2 separate regions of the Mus musculus genome follow, and region 1 is linked to region 2. Evidence: chromatin contacts called from ENCODE POLR2A ChIA-PET data. All regions are on one chromosome and are shown on one strand. Each heading gives the region's core, a stretch centred on a gene start or an enhancer-like site at or near the end of the contact. The rest is flanking DNA. Distances are from core to core; before and after follow the strand shown.

Region 1 (5,232 bases), core at 692-3,191, 150 kb after region 2:
CACGTGACCTTGTATGGTGTGTGCCTGTATATATACCTCTACATAGTATATATGTGTATGGACCTGCGTGTATACACGTGTGTGCTATGTGTACATGTGCATACCTATGTGTAGTGTGCATATACGTGGCATGTGTATGTGTTTGTATATCTGTGAAGAGTGGAGAATTACTCCTAGCCCCAATTGTGCAGGTTCAAGTAGGACATGTCAGATGGCTTCCTCCTCTGGGGTCCATTTGGAACCAGGGCTGTATGGCTGCCTTGGGGAAGCCCCACCCATGCCTGGGCACCCGGCTATATCCAGCACAGCTCCTCTGTTCTGTGAGTGTCTTTGTTGTAGCCCCCATCCATGTGAGACCATGTCGGTCTGTGTGTACGTCTTCTGGTAGTTGCACTCTTCTGGACTGCAGTGGCCTCCTGGAAGCCTCTAGGCCCAGTGGCACAAGGAGTTGCTTCCCACCTGCTACATCTGATGAAATATGGATGTTGGAGGGTTCATCGCAGCTGCCCCCAAAGCAGCTGCCAGCCACCAGCCTGCCAGGAGCAGGGGGACCTCTAGTCACATATGCCACAAATGTCTGTCAATCTCCTTGTTGGTCCAAATTTCTGCTAGATTTTTAACAAAAGATGGCAAACCCCAATTTTAACAGGTGTAGTCAGAGCCATATACTATTCTGTCTTGGGGGCATCTGAGTGGGAAGTTTCAAGGGAAAGCCAGCAGCAGGGATAGCTAGCCAGGTGTTTCAAATGGAAATCATTTGCTAAGTGACAATGAGATTAATGGAAAAAAAAAAAAAAAAAGCATACCGCCTCCAGTCTCTAAAATGGCTTTTTATAAATCTTCCTATTTTCCCTGCTTTATTAAAGCCAGGCTTAGAAGATATCGAACAAGTGCAGGATTAACAGGGTGGAACTGACTTGACGAATGAATTTTCTCCCCTCAGTATGAAAGCACTCTAACGCTGAAGCACAGGAACAAAGGGCCAATACTGAATGACGGACGCCACTGTGGACATTAGCAAGCTGGGTTTTGGTAACCTCCTCTTCCAAGGGCATAAGCTCCATGAAGACTTAGTCCCAGACATTTCATAGGAAAGGCAGAAAGGCAGAAAACAGCAACGGATGCCCGTCCTCCTGCAGAGCTGGAGAGGCCAACCAGTCTCCGCTTTAGCCTAGGTCAGTCTCCCGCACTCAAAGGCTACTTGGGGCTGCCAGGGAGGCGCAGAGCCAGGGCTTCTAAGAACTTGTAAGGACTGGGACTTGGAAGGCTTCAGCAGGCCTGCCGGTCTCCACTCCAGCTCCTGGACAGTTCCACCTTTGCCCATGGCAAAGCCTTCCCATTCTGTAGGAGGGTGGTCAGTGCCCACCCCTGTTGGGCTGGTGTTCCTACTCAATGCTGAGTCTGGCCCTGAGGGAATGAGTGTAAATACAAACACTGTTTTTGTGTACACACAAGCATACACCTGTAGTATATACCACACGCACAAACGTCTACACATGTACACAGCACTCATCCTGCCCCCAGCTTTCTTTTATTTTGCTACCTACCCTCCCCCATCCTGGAGACCCCTTGCAGGACTGCACAGATGGGATTTCTATACTGCTCAGGTTCAGGGATCCTGGCTGGGGTAGGAACCCGCGCGCTGCTACCCATTCACCCTGTGACCCACTTCAGAAGCTGTTTTTCTGGGCAGCTGTAATTAACTGAGCTTTTGGGGTGAGGCCAGCTCAGTGACAGGCTGCCTGGCACCTTTGGGTGCTCAGCAATAGGGCTAGACGCCGAAACCAGTAGTAGGCCAGGGTGGGCAGGCTGTGGTGGGGAGGATGGGTACTCCTGTTCAAGTGGAGAGGGTCTTAGAGTGCCCAGAGAAGCCTGGTGGGGATATGCCCACCCCCTTGAGCCTCAGGCAAGATGGCTCCCTGGGAGGTGAAGGTCAGGCCACATTCCTTGCAGAAGCTGGAATTCTGACATCAGATTTTCCATGCTCGCCTGTGGGGGAGGAGCCGGCTTTGAGCCAGAAGTGCAGGAGTGGTGGGTGGGGGAGGGGCAGAGCAGCTGAGGCTGTCTCGGAGCTCTGTAGGCCCAAGGTCCAAGGAAGGGAAGGCTCTATGGCCTGCCCACCACCTCCAGGGTCCGCGCTGCCCGGCTCTCTTCCCTGGAGCATCCTTGGCAACAGCAACTTTCTCATCCCAGCCGGACCTTGCTGAGTCACAAGGGGGCTGGGTTAGAGAACGCTAAAAATAGCTAGCGGCTAGCTGGGCCAGCACTGGAAGTTATAATTAGGAGTGGATAGAGCCATCCTCCTGGGCTGGTCTCACTGTTCAGAGCTGCTGGAGAATGGGGGGTGGGGGGTGGGAGGGGGTTCATTGAGGGGCTGTGGGGCTCCAGTATACCACCTTGTTGCTCAGGTTGGGGGTTCCTCAGCCTGACCTCTATCCTGATGCATCCTGGTAACTGTGGTGGGGCTGTTCCTGTTGACTCTGACTGCTCTTTGGTCAAGGAGACTCTTCAGGCCTTTGACTCTGACCCCAGCAATTCACCAACATCTGTGGGGTCTTTTTCTGGACACAAGGAACCTCTTGCTTCTACAATTCTTGTGTTGGGCAGGAGGAAGCAAGGCAAAACAGAATACGGTATCCTTGTTCAAAAGTGACTTAAGAATTTGAAGGCAAGCCTGGAACCTGAGGGCAGTGCCAGGAAGCCAGCCTACATCCTTCTCCTGACAGCATCTGGCCCGCAGGGGAATGCAGGGCATCTGGTACAGTCGGGGAACACCTGAATCTATAACCCGTTTCCACAGGGAAAGCAGCCACGGACAGCAGCCCCTCGTCCCACCCAACCCCGTCATCACACACATCAACTTCAGACAAAGGACACCCCGACCTCCACCCCAGACTCAGCCCCGGAAGCCACACTGGACAGGGCTTGAACCCTCAGCCAATCCTTCCGTCAGTTTCTGAGGTCGTGGGCACTGTGCTGTCCTCAGACTGACCTACCCCAGACCAATTGCCTATCCTAAAACAGTGGCACTTTTGTAGCCAGAGGCTAGAGAACCAAACAAGCCCAGGCTCTGCTGAGCCTTCACAGCCCCCAGCTCCAGCAGGGACTAGGATCCTATGAGACAGACTCCTGCAGGCAAGCCTGGCCCCCAACACAAGCACAGGGTAAGGGTGAGCAGTTCAGCTGGAAACAGCTTTCTGGCTATAAAAAGATACTTTTCTCTGTAAACAATACATTAAAAAAAAAGTAGGAAATGTCCTCTACCAGAGTCCCGCCCCCCTGCCCCCCAAAAAAAACCCATGGGGAAGCCCTGTCTGCATGTATGCAGGAGTATGGCAGGGATGGTCTGTGTCACCAAGCCGTCAGGAACACTTTGTGCGCTCTGTTTGAATGTACTCTGCCAGGGTTAGTGGCCATATCTGATAGTTGGCCTTGACTCATAGCTGTCGGGAGACATGCTATGTCAGGAGACATGGGTCTGGATTTTTTGTCTCTGTTTTCTTTTTCTCATGGTTGGGACTTCAACCCAGGTCCTTGCCCATGGTACACAAACAGTTTCCACTGAACACCATCCACAGGCTGGCTCCATCTCTGCTCACTTCCTAAGTAGTCTCAGATAACCCTCCCAGGAAGATAAGGGTGTGTTAAGACTTTCGCTTGTTTGCTTGTTTGTTTCTGAGACAGGGTTTCTCTATGCTGTCCTGGCTGTCCTGGAACTTACTCTGTAGATCAGCATCTTGTTAAGACTTTGAAACTCCTGGGGTCCTTTTCCAGCTTCTTCCTGGTAGAAGACAGTGACGGGCAGGGGAACTACTGACTCTGGTGCCTGCCTCCTACCCCTTCCACTCATTCAAGCCTCTCCTGTAAAACTGCCCAGGAGTTTTGTTTTTGTTTTGCTTTTTTTCCCCCCAGGTAGTGGGATGCACCTGGAGATAAGTGCATCCCATTGACACAGGACAAGTGGCCGCTGTGCTGCCGGGAGGGTAGGTCTTTCTCACTTTGGATAACCATCTCCCCTCTGGCCTGTGCACTCCTGTGGTTCAGACATACATAGCCTCCAGACCTATTCACTGGAGGCAATCTTGATGAAGGGCATTATCATGGAGTATCTTCCCTCCATTTAGGGCAGAGGTCAGGCAGGGTGTCTGGCCCTCCTCTGCTTCTGCAGTCTTCAAATACTCTCCAGGATCTGGGAAGTAGTCCTTCCCTGGGGGCTAGTTTCAGATCTTCTCTGCTGCTAAAAATCTGTTGTCACAAGACAGTGTAAAGAAACGCTGAAGCACAGAACTTGGACCATGAGGACATTCTGGATAGAGATGGCTGCAGATTGAAGAACTCCATGACCATGAAATCTTCATGTGATAACTTCCATGGTAGAATATATATTCAGGCTACCTGAATTCGTGTTCCTTCCTGGGCCATAGTCACTCAAACTCTTATTCTTTTTGGCACAAGTGCTGTAGTTTGTATCAAACACTGCCCCCGCTTGGCCTCAGCACTCTGGTTCCTCAGGAAGCCCCAAGGGAAACAGGAACTCCTCCCAGACGGAGATATGTCCCCAGAATTCCACTGGGTGGGTAGGCAAGCTGAGGGATGACAGGGCCATAGAAAATGCTAACAGGGACATCTCCTGAGAAGGATTGCCAGGAACTCTGCCAACGATAAACACTATCCAGAGCAACTCCTGCTCAAGGGGTGAGCACCCCTGGGAAGCACAGTCCTATACCCATGGCCACTAAGACAATACTGGGAATCTGGTAGCTAAGGTTGGGAGTCTCCGGGTATCTCTGTGTGTAAGGGAACATCTCTTCTGCATACACCCCCGCCCCCAAATGCCCACAGCATGGTCCTGTCCTCCACCTGAGCCAGACATAAGATCACATGGTTTCTTTGCTGGTACCCATTAGAACATTCTAGATGCCGCTGAACTCTGCCACCTCTGAAGAAAAGAAAAGAAAAGAAAAAAACAAAAAAACAAAAACAACCAGATCTACACTTGTCAACTTATTTATGAACAGTCACTGTGGACAAAAGCTATCTATCTGCCTTTGGGATGCTGGGGTGCCCAGTGTCTTCATGTCATCTGTAAACTCAATATTCACATCATGCAGTTGTAGAGAAGGGGACTGACTGTGGAGCTTTCCCGTTAAGTGGAGTCACCTGGAAGAAAGGAGCACCTGCCAGGTGGTAGCCTAGGGGGGAACATCTGTGGACCTGATGGCAGGGTGAGCT
Region 2 (5,364 bases), core at 2,494-4,993:
TTTCTCTGATCTCACTGAATCCAGCTTCACCCTCTCTTATCCCTCCTTCTCCCTTTATGAGTCCCAGATGTAATAACATTTTGAGAGTTTTCTTTAAAACAGAGAGAGAGAGAGAGAGAGAGAGAGAGAGAGAGAGAGAGAGAGAGAGAGAGAGAGATAGTATACGGCTATCCATTAAAGTAAGAATTTTGTTATAATCCCAGGGGTGGGATATGGAACTACCTCAGATTGTCCACAGCAGCTATGATTTGCCTCATGCTTGATTTGCCTCAGGGGCATGATTTTGTCAGCTGCAGATAGTTTCTGTGATTGTGTGACATATGGAATCCTGGGGACTTTTCAGAAGGTATATAAATGCTAGGACCCCAAAAGGCAGGGTTGGTGGTGGTTGTTAGTTGTGGTTTGTTAAGTAGTCATACACAAAGGAGAGGGGAGGGGAGAAGGGAGAGGGAGAGAGGGGGGGAGAAGAAAAGGAAGAAGAAATTAGATATCCTGTTGGCAAAGATCAAACTTGCCCCAAGGAACTTGACACCCTTTATCAGCAGGAAGTATTCTAACATAACGATGTCCCCTTTCTCCTCTATTCTTTTTTTTTTTTCCCCTCTCATACCTAGTGTTACAGGTTGAAAGGGTAGAAGAAGAAAGAATCCAGAAAGTAGCAAAAGACAGCTATGCCCAGAGACCTAGAGTCCAGGATAAACTCAACCTGCTCTTGCCCCATTTGTAGTTATTACAGACTAAGTTTGTTCTGAGCCCTCACTAGGCTGGCCTTACTTATTTGTGACAATATGAGCTCATGTCCAATCGTAGCCCCATTCTGTACACCCCTGGCATGTCCTGCCATCCCTCTTCCCAGCCTGGGATGCCGGGATGCTCCTCCATCTTCTTTTGCTTCAGCATTATCATTCACTCTTTCTGTCCCTTAATGTTGCTTAGCTTTAGCCATTGCAAGGGTGTGTCGCACAGAGGTCCCTCCCCACTGCTGCTGGCAGCCATTTCTCAGTCAGTCAGAGGTATGAGATGCTCCGTTGACTCATGAAATTCACTAATCCATGTGTCCCCTTGTCTTCCGCAGGTCTTTGATTAATCAAGTGACTTCTGCAGACCTGCTGGCCCAGCAGAGGCACATCTCCTGCAGCTGCTCTAAAAAGAACCTAGAGCCATAAGATGTGACCATTGCCGGGCGTGGTGGCGCACACCTTTAATCCCAGCACTCGGGAGGCAGAGGCAGGCGGATTTCTGAGTTCGAGGCCAGCCTGGTCTACAGAGTGAGTTCCAGGACAGCCAGAGCTACACAGAGAAACCCTGTCTCAAAAAAACCAACAACAACAAAAGAGGATGTGATCATTGTGCACAGAACTCTCTATAGTTCCTGTGTTCAAGTCCCCAGTAGCTCCCTAAGGTGCCTACAGACACAGTTCCCAGCAGGGGGACCCTGTGATTGCTAGCACATGGACATTACACCAAGTGTCCCATTTTGCCAACAAATGTCGAGAGAGAGAGAGAGAGAGAGAGAGAGAGAGAGAGAGAGAGAGAGAGAGAGAGAGAGAGGAGAAAAGAGTTAGACATGAAAAATGAGGTTTGCACCCCAGGGGGAAAGCTTTAGTGAGCTGGTAGATGGCCATGGCAGGAGCTGGGTAAGTCTGAGGAAGAACCATTCTGAGGAGGGGAGGGGGGAATAGTGAGGGGTTGCTAGCAATGTGAGTCAAGGTCAGGGTGTAGACATGTAATAAAATGGCAGAAAAAAGGCTGGCAAGAGCCTGAGCACAGGACATAGTCCCCACCAGGCACAGAATGAAACCTGGTATGCACCTAGAAACACAGGGATGCAGATTTCGGAAGGGTTTCAGCTTCCTTCACTGAAATGGCAATGGGGCTGGCAGCAGCCTTTTCAACCGCAGCCAGCAAGCAATATCTTTAAAATTCTGATAGAAAATTGTTGTCAACAAGGAACTCCGTACCAGTTAAATAGTCATTCAAGAATTAGATGAAAACAAAGAGGCTACATTCATAAGCTTAAGGAGAATAGCCCAGAAACACTTGCCAAGAGAACTACTCAACAGAGGCGGTTTAGCTGGGTAATAAAGTGAGCACAAAAAAAGGCAAGATGAGTTCCTACATATAATTAACTACCAGATACAAAAACCAATTTTATGGGCTTCTAAAGGAAATCAAAACTCAAGACAACCGTAGGATGAAGCAGTGGGCTGAGATGCTGCTAGGCTGGAGTACCCAGTGGCTCCCCGAGGTGCCTATGGACACCAGTTCCCAGCACATGACCATTACACCAAGCATCTCATTTTGCCAATCAAATGTGTATAAATTAATGTCTAATTTTGGATATAATTCTATTTTCCTAGTAGCAGGAAAGGTGGAGCATGTGTACTTGTGTGCGTGTGCATGTGTGTGTGTACATATCTGCACACATATGTGGGTGGGTATATGTACATATGTAGAGGTTGAATGTCAACTATGGGTGTTGTTCCTAAGGAGCTGTTAACTTGTTTGTTTTGTTTTTTGACACAGGGTCTCACTGGCTTAGAGCTCCACAGTGGTTGAGGCTGGTTGGCCGGTGAGCCCTCAGAATCCGCTTGCCTGTCTCCAAGAACAGGAATTATAGGCATACACTGCTGCACCTGAACTTTTTAAATGGATTCTGGTGATCCCATGAGTACGTGGCAAGCATTCCACTGAGAGCCACCAGAAAGGGGCCTCTCTGATGGCCTGTGTGGCCAGGCAGGAATGCCCTGCCTGCTCTGTATCCTAACGCTCCTCACAGCACCTCTTGACCCCAAGCTTTAGCAACCTGTAACCAATGGAACACTCGGGGGGATTCCAGCTGCCAGCCGCCATCTCTGCAGTGTTGAAGGGACATCAGGAGACATTTGATCAGAGGGCTACTGGGCTCCCACAACTCTTGAGTTTCCTAGGTTTTCTTGTTTTCTTGTTTGGGGATATTTTCTTACAACTTACTCCCATCTCACTTTCAGTCCTAAAGAATATATTAGTAAATGAATTGAAAATTCTATTCTATTATTTAAATTTATTATTGCATTCATATAGGGGATACCACAGGACAACTCTGTGGAATTGGTTCTCCCCTACCTAGGTTCTAAGCATTAACTCATCTTGCTGGCCTGAGTAAACAAAATTTGCTGTTGTTTTGGATCTAGACTTCCACTTTGGTCCCATCTTATACTTTCAGTTCCATCCTGCTTTGCTACTTCAAAAATGTTTAGCAAGATTATATCACTGAGCACGTTAGCTAAGGGCATAATTCAATGTCCAGGCCAGTTCATTTCCGATAGTTTCCCTTAGAATTGATGACGTGTCATGTTGCTCTGTGTGTGACACATTACTCACTAAAAACGGTGGAAATTGCTAAGATCTCAACTTCTGGCCCCCAGAAAGGAGTGACCCATATCACTTCATTGGTCAGGATCCTCTAGAATCCGCAGCGGGCCTTCTATCCCCACCAGATCTGATACTAAGGCAGTTTACCACGTTCCCGTAATTTCTCTTTTCGGGAGGGATCCTTTTTCTCTAAAGGTTTAGGGTCTATGGACTTGGTTGACCTGCCTCCCAGAATACCCTGCTCTGCAGGTTTCTAAATGGAAAAGGACAGCCTCCAAGTTTCCACACTAGGAGAGTCTGTGCAGATCCAGGCCCCAGGACAAAAGGGCCAGCAAACCCGGCACCAGCCTGGGAAGCCGAGAGCGCAGCACTGCGGCAGCTGCTTCTGCGCAGGCGCGGAGGGCAGCGGTCAGTTCCAGAGGCCTGAGGCCCGAGGGTCCATGGCCCTGGAAGACGGTCTGGTCAGCAGAAGCATCACTCGACCTCCTTCGGGTCCCCAAGCCCTCCCCGAATCCACCAGCCCATCCTCTCGAAGTTTCTTTCTGGCCTTGTCGCCCACCTCCAGCATAAGAGGCGGTAAGCGCACGCGCACCGAAGCTATCCCAAGCCAGACCTGCGACTTGATGCCTTCCGGCCTCCGTACCGCAGCAGCGTCTCCATGGCGACCTGGTAAACCGCGCAGCTCGCTGGTTTGTTAGGTGGTGCCTGAGCCTCTCGGAGGCGGGGCAGCCGACGTGTCAGGGCGGAGTCGCAGGTGGGCGGGGAAGAGCAACGGGGCTGGAGGGTGGGATAGCTGTTACGTCAGTCACCGCTAGCCGGCTGCACTGGATGGGACCCGGCCACCAGGTTGTGGGGCGGGGTCACAGTCTGGCGGGCGGGAGTAGACGCTGGGTTGGGTTGAGGAGACCGCCACAGACTCACAGAGCAGTGAGTCTGGTCTGCTGGGGGTCCTGTGAACGTCAGCCTTTGATGGCGCGGTGGTGGGAGAGAACTATGACTAGATCCCCTACCCTTTTACAGTGGCCGCACCTGGGAAGATGGGATTGAGGTCCAAAAGTCGAGTTCCCCTACCAGCCCAGTCTGGAAACAGCATCACTAGTCCCCTGCCTCCCTCTTGTCCACACATTTTCCTTACAATGTAATTTGATGGAGGCAGAATCTTTCCTCCTAATTCCAAGGTGTAGAAAAAAAATACAATAAGCCGTAGACTATGCAAAGGCTTGGAGACCTTAGGGAGACCCATTACCCAGCTTGGGGGGGGGGGTGGCATATCTCCTGCCAACGCAGACCTAGGTTCCCCATGAATTGTACACCTTTAAGACCAGCTCCTTAACTGAAAAGTCACCCGCTCCTTAAAGGAGAGTGAAACTAGGAAAGTGTGCCAGCATTTGGCAGATCTTTCAGCCATCCTCTTTGCTTGGATGGTTTTGCAAGTAATACCCTGGCTAAGCAACAGGATTATTGAACTAAGATGCAAGATTGTCATTGCCCAGGTTTTTCCCTAGTGCCCACCTAGATACCTCTTTGGTCTGGTCTGGGCCAGTGTGGGAGGCAGGGGTTGGCTTCCTGACTTCAGAGTCTTGGATACAAGAAGCAGAGGAATTTCCAGGGTGGAAATAGGAAACTGTCTTATCTCTTCCCATCTTACAGGTGTTTTGCAAACTTGAAAAGTCCCCCGGTGTTTTCATCCTGGATGCTTGTTTCCACTGGTATCTTCCAGTTAGACTGTAGTCAGGTGGCTGTTTGCTTGTCATCTAAGCACTTTGGAGGTGCATACAGGAAGATCAGGAGTTAGAAGTTCACCACAGTGAGTTGGAGGCCAGCCCAGACTACTTGAGCCCCCCTTCTCGAATCATAATTGTCATTCTCTTCTTCAAACTTTGTGGTACAGCGTGAGGAGCAAAGAATATAACCAGTACCTCCTTATGTCCCAGCATTTACAAGTTTAAAGCTAAATTCATAGTACTGTTGCTTTTTCAGCAACTCGAGTCCATCCCCCCTCCCCCCACC

The links. ChIA-PET counts read pairs that join two places held with the same protein, here RNA polymerase II (POLR2A).
Region 1: POLR2A ChIA-PET joins it to region 2 with 10 read pairs in embryonic stem cell. The contact joins the enhancer-like site here to the promoter of Lrrc27 in region 2. POLR2A ChIA-PET finds 5 or more read pairs at or near these places in 3 of 5 experiments (Patski and embryonic stem cell).

The regions. Positions count from the first base shown.
Region 1 is chr7:139,362,195-139,367,426 of GRCm38, forward strand. No RefSeq gene overlaps it. Among named protein-coding and RNA genes, the nearest start is that of Gm32571, 3.9 kb to the left of the region's middle. Within about 2 kb of position 1,942, at least 1 of the 3 ENCODE cell types and tissues checked has a DNase peak (open chromatin) inside an H3K27ac peak, as active enhancers do.
Region 2 is chr7:139,209,245-139,214,608 of GRCm38, forward strand. Lrrc27 (leucine rich repeat containing 27) reads left to right here and starts at 3,744. Exons shown (of 11, transcript NM_027164.1): 1 at 3,744-4,023. It also overlaps a transcript of Stk32c not described here.